2 separate regions of the Mus musculus genome follow, and region 1 is linked to region 2. A link is a contact called in ENCODE Hi-C data. All regions are on one chromosome and are shown on one strand. The core of a region is the stretch at or near the end of the contact, and the rest is flanking DNA. Distances in the headings are between cores, read along the strand shown. Region 1 overlaps Gm36201 (predicted gene, 36201). Region 2 holds the start of Ptprm (protein tyrosine phosphatase, receptor type, M).

The links. A loop is a pair of places that touch in the nucleus more often than their neighbours do.
Region 1: a map of heart shows a loop between it and region 2 (2.7-fold over the local background). The contact joins the enhancer-like site here to the promoter of Ptprm in region 2. A Hi-C loop is called at or near these places in 3 of 37 maps with a recorded cell type or tissue (Patski and heart).

The regions. Positions count from the first base shown.
Region 1 is chr17:67,563,241-67,567,788 of GRCm38, reverse strand. All of the region lies in intron 2 of Gm36201 (predicted gene, 36201), which reads left to right. Among named protein-coding and RNA genes, the nearest start is that of Gm36201, 64 kb to the left of the region's middle. Within about 2 kb of position 2,702, at least 1 of the 3 ENCODE cell types and tissues checked has a DNase peak (open chromatin) inside an H3K27ac peak, as active enhancers do.
Region 2 is chr17:67,351,582-67,355,823 of GRCm38, reverse strand. It overlaps Ptprm (protein tyrosine phosphatase, receptor type, M), which reads left to right and starts at 1,365. Exons shown (of 31, transcript NM_008984.2): 1 at 1,365-1,867. The coding sequence starts at 1,795.

The DNA.
Region 1 (4,548 bases), core at 1,453-3,952, 210 kb before region 2:
AGAGCTCATTCCTGGCCTTCTACTGCCCCTTCACCTCACTCCGGTGGTTCATCTTCAGCTGGCTGCTCCTAGCCGTCCTGCACATGTTCACTGCAGCTGCCATGTTCTCTCCTGCAAAGCTAATGTCAGTCTCAATGGCTGACACAAAGGGAAAGAGGGAAGACCCCTGACCCACATTCCTGAAAACCTTTATGAACCAGAGCATGCTCTCTGGCCACATACAGGGACATCTGCATGAAAAGTAACCGTGTAGATGTCAAATGAATGGGCCCCTCCACAAGTGTTACCACTGTAAAATAAGAAGTGACAACGGTGCTTCCTAGCATCATGGGCATTTTAAACAAGGGCCAAAGTGTTCCAAGAGAGTTAGGGGGCAGATCGAGATGGTTAGAATTGCAGACACAAGCTCCCTTTCATGAGATACGTGAAACAAAATGATCAGCAAAAGACAAGGGCCAAAGGCAAAGACCTGGTCAGCTGCAGTCCCAGCCACAGAGAGAAGCATAATGTGTTCAAGCTGAGATGGTGGTAGCACCCCTAGGAGCTTATGGAAAGTAGATATGAAAAAGTAAACCAAATAAAAATGCATACTAATCTTACAACACACATGCACGCTTATGTGGAGGGAATCTCTTGTGCAGTGTGTGGAAGCAGTCTCATGACAATCAAAAGGCTAGGCTAATTAATCCTGAGGCAGGATTAGAAGGTGAGACACCGAAGAAAGTGAGAAGGGGGGGGGGAAGAGGGAGAGGAAGGAGGGGGAGGGAGAGAGATAAAGGGGTGAGGGAGATGGGGGACAGAGAGGGGGAAGGAGGGAGAGGGAGAGGAATTCTGGGGGAAATAGTCAGGAGATTCACCCCAGGACATGAAAGAGGACAGAGCATGGAAATTGAGCAGAGGTAACCAGCCACGTGGCAGAGCTTAGATTAGAATAAACGAGATACCAAGTTATGATCTAGTTGGAGAATGAGCCCAAACCTATGGCCAAGGTGTTCTTAAATATAATAAAGCCTCAGAATTGTTATTTCTGGGAACAGGAGCACAGCTTACAGTAAACACCCTACTTCATACCTATATACACAGGCATATATGTAGACAGATACATATGAGTGTGTTTGGCTATACATGCCCATTCACATGAATGCATAGCACTCAAACATAGGCACACACTCACATGGCACTCATATTTGCACTACCCAAACATGCATATGCATGTACACACACACACACACACACACACACACACACACACACACACACACGCGCGCGCGCGCACACACACATTTTTAAAATATCCTGTCACTTGGATGCTTCCTGTCAGAAGTCAATTCCTGGCTCTTCCTCTTGTCATTTCCTGTCTGGATTTACAGCTGGCACTGCCACAGTCCAACTCTGTAAATAACACTGTCCTGCGAAATGACACCGGCTCAAAAGTCACTTCTTCGCCTGCTTCAGGATGCGTACTTGGAGGGAGGGGACCGATGAGAGATTTGGGTTCTTCCAACATCCCCCTGCTGATTTATGTATGAAGAAGAACAGAGCCTGTCAAGGCAAACACCACCTTGTTAAATGCAAAATGCGATCAGGCTCTGGGCAGCCACAGCTGCCAATACATATATTTCAGGAACTCAATTTATTTTTAAATGGAATTTTAACTCTGGCTAAAGGAGTCACAATGAATCCCTTATTTATATGAAAACGGTCTTGAGTGGAGAACAACATACAGGCTGGAAGTCTGGAGGTGCAGGAAGCTAACAAACTCTAGGAGAAAATACTTTCTTCCTAATTTATTTGTATCCTGGGTGGGGTGAGGGGACTGAGAGGTCAGATTCCATGGAGCTTCGGGTCCAGCTCCAGGCCCCTCCTGTGAGCAGGCTGTAGCTTTTGTCTCCAGCGGAATGGGAGTGGTACCCTCTTCCAGAGTCACCTCTAGGAAAGAGGGTTATAGTCTTTTGGTTTTTTAGTGTGTGTGTGTGTTTAGTGTTATGTACATGTGACTATATGTTTGTGTATATGTAGTATGTGTGGATACCTGTAGGTGAATATGAACATATCTGTTCCTGTGCATAGCGGCCAGAGGCAGACATCTGATATCTTCTCCCTCTCTTTTATTTTCTGATCCAAATTCTTCTTTAGAATACTAGAATACACACCAACCTACAGGGATCTGCCTGTTTGTCTCTGATGCCCCGGTCCTAGAGTTATAGACTTAACGACCAGCTCAGCTTTTTCATGGGAGCTGGCATCCAAAATTAGGTCCCCATGCTTGCAGTAACTCCTCACTAACTCAGCTACCTCCACTGCCCTGGGAGACCTCACTCTCTGGCCAGGTTCTTCACGTATCAGGTAGAGAGGTCAAGGCTACCAGGATAGGGACAGAGCCGTGGCTTGAGAGATAACATTGGTAGCCACCTCCCCTGTCGCATGGGTGGAACCTGGGATGAACTTCAGCTGAGGCATGTTGGTGACTCTGGCAAACTTGAATCAGCTCAGTTAGCTGGTGTGGGTTTTGCTTTGGCACACGTGCATCTATTCTAAGGGCGCAGTTGAACAGAAACAAAGAGCAAGCCAGAAAGCCCCACTGCCAGCTGAACTCACCTAAACCAGTAGCAGTTCTTATGACCCAAGGTCCCAGCATCAGGGCAAGGACCCTTTCTGGAAAGAACCACCTGCATCCTCTGTGCCCTGAGCCCCTGGCTCCCTTCCAGAACAATAGCCCGGGATAGCAGGACACACTGAAGGGACTTAAGGTCACCCAGCAGCACATCCCGCCCCCTAAGTCTCACCCACAGCATCCTGTGAGCCTCTGTGGTGACCTTCAGAGGCGATCACAGCTGTGTTTGTGTCTGGCACAGGCCTGTCCCCAACCTAGGAGGGAGAAAACTGTCCAATTCAAGTACTCCTATCTTCTTTTCTTGAATCCTTTGGAACAACACAGGGAAGGAAGGAATTTTCTTAATATTATTAAGGTACGAGATAATCCACACGGGTTAATGAGAATTCATAGGTTTGCTTTGGTTCTAATTAGAATCCGAAAGCAAAATTTTTCACTGTGAAATTTGTACCATTTAATCATCTACATTGTGGTGCTTTTAATATAAATATCAATATCGGATGGATTGCATGCTTTTAGTTTGATGAACACCAATACATGCTTTTGTGGAGGATTATAAAGAAATCCATTAAGCACCACAGATTTGCCCTGTAGCCGTGGGCTATGGCTCACATGGACTTTGGGGAGATGTACACAAGGCCATGGGAAGAAGAATAAACTCACAGCATCCATCGGTTATGAACACACTCATGCCCAGTCAGTGCCCTGTTTCTGTTTGTCTTTCTGGAAGCACAGATGTGAAAAAGCACAACTTTCAGAAAGCATGCAGCTATCAACGATCAGAAATGTAAATTTTTTCCTTCCTTTTTATACCACACATACCTATATTTATAATAAATCATGAGACAATTAACTTGCTTTTTTCTTTTTGGGTCCAAGACATACTCCTGCTTGGAATTCTTGGAGATACATTAAAATATTACAATTAAAAGGCTTTTCTCTAGTAAACTTATTGCCCGTGTTCTCTCAAGAAAAGTTTGTAGTTTCTGCTTTTTTAACCTGTTTGGGCCCTGCACTCTTATTTTTGTTGTTTAAAACCAGACATGTAGGAGCTGAGAATATAGGTCCATAGACAGCATGCTTGCTTAGCCTACACAAGGCTGTGTTTGATCCCTGACAACACATTAACTGGTTGTGTATGGAGTTCTTGCCTATAGTTCTAGCACTTAGGAGATGGCAACCAAACAATCACAAGTTCAAGGCCCTCTTTACCTTCCTTAAGGAGTTTGGGATTAGTCTGGGTCAGACACCCTTTTCAAAATAATTATAATAAAACAACTACTTGGTTATTTAGAAATTTACAATAATATGCCATGCCTCCATCTTACATTCCTCCAAAGCTACTCAAATTTTGTTGTAGATGTTATTGCTTTTTTGCTTAGTAACTTTCTGCATTACTGTTGCATGTCAACTAAATTATCTGTTTGATTATGTCAGTGTCTGATGTTTCTGAATGACTCGAACCAATACTTTCCCTTGGCCCATGCGGCCAGGCCCTGTGGACAGACAAGCATCATCTTGAAGGTTCATGTTCATGGGTCACTTAGCTCTTAGTTCCTGCTTGAGTAGAATCCCAAGCAGAATTCCAGTGTTGGCTAGCAGTTGGAGTTCAGGGCCTTCTACCTCTCCTGAGCAGAAATATAACCTTGAACATGCACGTTGACCCTCAATTTTCCAGGACTATGTTGGATCTTTTCAGAATCCACTACAGATTTCTGGCTCTTCCAGTGTTTCCCTTGAGCAAATTTGTCGGCTCTCATTAGCTCTAATTGCTGATATTGCTGTAAGAAGTGGCAATGTTTAAAAATGGCTACTAATTGTTGCGAACAAGCTGTCCCTGACATGTTGTGTTCAAACATGGGAGTCCTGAGTCTGGCGTGTTCGGCTGGAGGCTGGAACCCTTGCTTGTTCCTCACAAGCGGCAGACAGCCCTC
Region 2 (4,242 bases), core at 116-2,615:
AAGAAAATCAAGTGGCGGATTAAACCTCTGTCACTTGTTGATCCTTTTGAATTAAGTATGAGACTTCAAAAATTCCCTTCCAAGTTCAGGAGAAGCCCAGCAGGCTCGTTTTCAGATAAAGGCTAGTGGCGGCATAGGATAGTGGCAAGTGAATGGTTAACACTGAGATTTATGAATGGAAGGCCTCATGAGGACTCCTGCCTGAAAACAAGCTGGTCTTGTGTTTGGTCTGGAAGACATAAAAGTACTGGGTCACATATGTCCTGGGAGATGATCGCAAACGTCATCTTTGGCCGGTTCTGGGGCCACCAGAGAGCCTTAAACCAGAGGAGTGGGAGAGTCACTTATTTCTTTGGTCTTTAAAGCACCACTAAGCAGCCAAAGACAGTGTAAAGGTCCCCCAGGGAAAGCAATGTAAGAGCTCTTGTTGAGCACTAACCTACTTGCATGTATCACAACACAAATTGGGATCTTAGTTTAACCAGCATGGCCCGCAGTTAGCTTGGTAAATAACCTACAGGTGCCCTAATGGCTGTACTCTGAGCAAGATGAAGAACGGCTTTTAAAAATAAAATAAAATAAAATAAAATAAAATAAAATGAAATAAAATCTTGAATTTGAGTTTTAATTTAATCATTAATAGCGTTTGTGTTCACTTAATAAAATAGTCGTCTCAGACCCCAAACGGCAAATTAAAATGTTTCAAGACACTCTCCATTTGCACCAGCTGCAGAAATCCTCGGTTCTGCCCAATCCATGGTTCCATGCAACTGCTGTCTTCCTAGCTCCGGGCCGCACTGGCGGCGACACCACGCAGTGGAGCGGCAGAAGCGCATCCTGCTTCTCAGGCGCGGGGCTCGGGCACAGAGGCTTGTGTGTCCCTTGAAAGCAGCAGATCAAGCGGCCCTGGGCGCTGGCGGCTCTGGCTTCTTCCTGGTCGGCGCTCGCAAGCCAGCCGCCACCGCCACCGCCCGGGACACTACCGCCCCGTGCCTGGCGCGCTCCAACTACTCGCCGTCCGTGACCCGGGACAAACTTCTGGCTGGGGCGCGGTCCCTGTCCCCGAGGCCAGCGTGGGAAACCCGAGGCGCTGCGGAGGCGAGCTAGGGTCGAGGGTGGCGCCCCGGGAGGTTGCTCCTGCCCGCCGGGTCCCGCCCGCATCTTGCTGGTGGCCGCCCCACAGAGCCCGCAGGCGCCGCGCAGGCCGAGCTGGCCCGGGGCCGGGGACACGGGCGCTCGCGCCCTCTAGCGGGCCGCGGCGGCTCCGGCCCGGCCGTGACGTGGGCTCCTTCCAGCCGGCCTGCGGGGCATCGCCAGTCAGTCGCGGAGCAGGAGCCCCGCGCGCAGCCTGCGCGGGCTCGGCCATCGGCGCGCCACTGCCGGAGGTGGCTGGGGCTGTGGGAGAGGCGGCGGGCTACAAGCGCGCGATCACAGCCACGGCCACGGCCACGGCGCCGCGGGCGGCTCGGTCCCGATTAGGGGTAGCGCTTAGGCGGGCTCATCACCGGATCCCAGCGAGGATTTGGGCTCCGCGGGCGCGCCCTCCGCTCTCTCTCCCCGTGGCGCCAGACTCTAAGCGGGGGCCAGCGGGAGGGCAGGAGGATCCAGGACGCCGTCCCCACGCCCGGGAGCCGCGGGACTTCGGACTTGTGCAACTGTTGTCACTTTGGGGTCTGGTGTTTCGCTGCTGTCGCGTCTACCCTGGCAGCCTGCAGCTTAGGCTCGGGTCTCCCTTGGCTTCCCGAGGCTACCGGCCGCCGCCGCCCCGAGGCGGCCCGGCGCGTACTCAGCACCATGAGGACACTTGGGACTTGCCTGGTGACTTTAGCTGGACTTTTGCTAACTGCGGCCGGAGAAACATTTTCAGGTAAGCGAGACACCACTACCGTTCCCGGGGCGCCTGGGACGTAGGCGACACCCGGGTGGGAGAAGTCCGAGGCGAGCTTCAGGGCCGGGCAGGGGCAGGGAAGACCCGGCATCGCGTAGCGGGTGAGCCGGGCTGGCGGATGGCCGGAGGAAAACAGCTGTGGAGCCACGGAGCCCGTACAGTACACGCAGGAGCCCGCAGGACAAGCACGGGCGCAGAAACAGGGACCTCCATCTCGGCCCCTGTACCCTCAGGGCCTGGACTTGTGCATGGGGGCTCAGTGTTCTTGGGCGGCCTGGGCAGGAAGGGCAGAAAACTTTGCCTAAAGTTCCCAGCTGTAGCCGCCGGGAGTAGGCGCTGAGCGGGCCTCTCGACCCTGGAGGCAGCCGCGGTGGACTGCCAGTGCTCAGCTGAGCTTGCGGCGAGCGTCAAACCTAGAGGTGTAGCTGGCGACCACCCCAAACTTGACATCCCTGCCGCCCCCTGCCCGGCGCGGTGGGCGACCTCAGCGGGTCCCCTCTGTGGCGCGGCTTCGCTGTGCCAGCGTTCCCTTTCTGCACCGCGGGAGGTTTCTGAGATCCTAGAGGAATCTGCTGCTCCCCAAGCCCTCGCCACTGTGGCTGAGCGCCCAGATTCCATCCTCGGCCTCCCTAAAGGTGTGCAGCCCGGGTCCGGACAACTTGCTAACCCAGCTCAGCTGCGCGGGGGTCCTAGCTGAAAGGAGGGGGCACGTACTGGCTGTGTGCATCAAGCCAACCGGAGGCTGTGCTCACCCAGGCTTCGCGAGCCTTGAGGAGCTCTTGGTGTAGACAGAGGGATCTGGACCAGAGTCAGGGGTCAGGAGCAAAACCGAAGGTGGGTGGCACAGAGTAGCAGGGCTTCTGGTATCTTCTGTCCCAGGAGGACGCACGTGGATGCTTGGCAAACGCTGACAACACGCGCACACTGCCTCGTGTTTATTAGTTTCACGAATGTCCACACACAATGGTGGCAGTGGAGTGTTACCTTTCTCTTTTAATAAAAAGGGCCGCATTTAACCTTGAACAAGAATTGCAAAATGGGGTTTTATGTGTTTTCGGGAAGGCTGAATAAATTTGTTTTAAAAAAGAATATTGGTGAAAGGAACTTTCATGAAAGTAAGGAGTACCATTTACAGACATTAAAGCCACATAGACCTCTGGCCAGTGGAAGCATCAGGTTTGCCTTTCTGGGCATCCTGGGATGCTAGTCCTTTGTATTCATAGGCACGGAATAGGCACATAGGTTACATCAGGCTTGGTGCTGAGCAGCAAGACCCTTGCGCATAGTTGGTGGTAGAGAGGGAGAGGAGCTGCTACTCAGCTGTGCAATGTGTTGAACGAAACCCAAACTGACAACTTCGGTAGAGAAACGCGCTTCCTCTAGCTTACTTACTTTCTCCCTAACAGTGTGGCCATCTCACTGCAGATGAGGTGTTGATGCAGGCACTCACAGCTGTCTGATAAAAAGTGGATACAGATTTTGGCTGTATTCTTATTAGTAAATAATAAAGTAAACGTGTGTCACTTTGGAAGCCCCGTAACTCGGTATTAAAAGCCAAGTTTGAAGGCCTAGGTGATGTTTTCTCTCTGTTAGCATGCCTAAGTCTCTTAGATGGGGTTTGTTTAAATTTAAGCTGTGTCAAGTGTCATTGTGGCAGAGTCTTAAATCGTGTCTAAGGAGGTGGGCAAAAGTATTTGTATGGTTCAGTGGTATTCTTCTTAAAGATCCTTAAAGGATCCTTTTAACTAGCAAAACAAACTTTAGCTAACATTTACCCTTATTTTCCTCTTGCTGCGGGGGGTGGGGGGGTGGGGTGGGGGAAAGTCATTTCTATTTGTGTTTTGGTATGGATGGAAACACCTTTCCTTTTCTATTTGGAAATCTAGAATTATCCTTGTATGTTAGCGGGGAGAAGGGAAATGAAAGGCTGTGTAAAAACGATTGTTGGGAGATGTTGAAAATGTAAAACTTTGAAGTTGCCAAGGTTCCTGTTTGCAAAACTCAGACTTGTTGCTGGACCTCCCATGGCCCCCTCCCTCAGGCTGGCTTTTGGAAAACAGAGGCTGGGCACTTTCTGCTCTGGGAGGTTGAGGGTTGTACGGTTCATTATGTGCACGTTGAGAAGATTAATTCTGATGCTGTGGCACCAGCATCTCCCTTTCATACAATTCTGCAGTATCTGGCTGTTGTACACTGGTTCAGGAATACAGTGAAACATCCTACTGTAAGCCCTTCCAGGGCTGAGCCCTCCCCTGCCCCATCTTCCCATATAACACTTAATTTAGAATCTTGGACCTAACGCCCGGCACTTACTGTTTATTTTATAAGTTACTAGCGTGAGTCACTCACTGCCT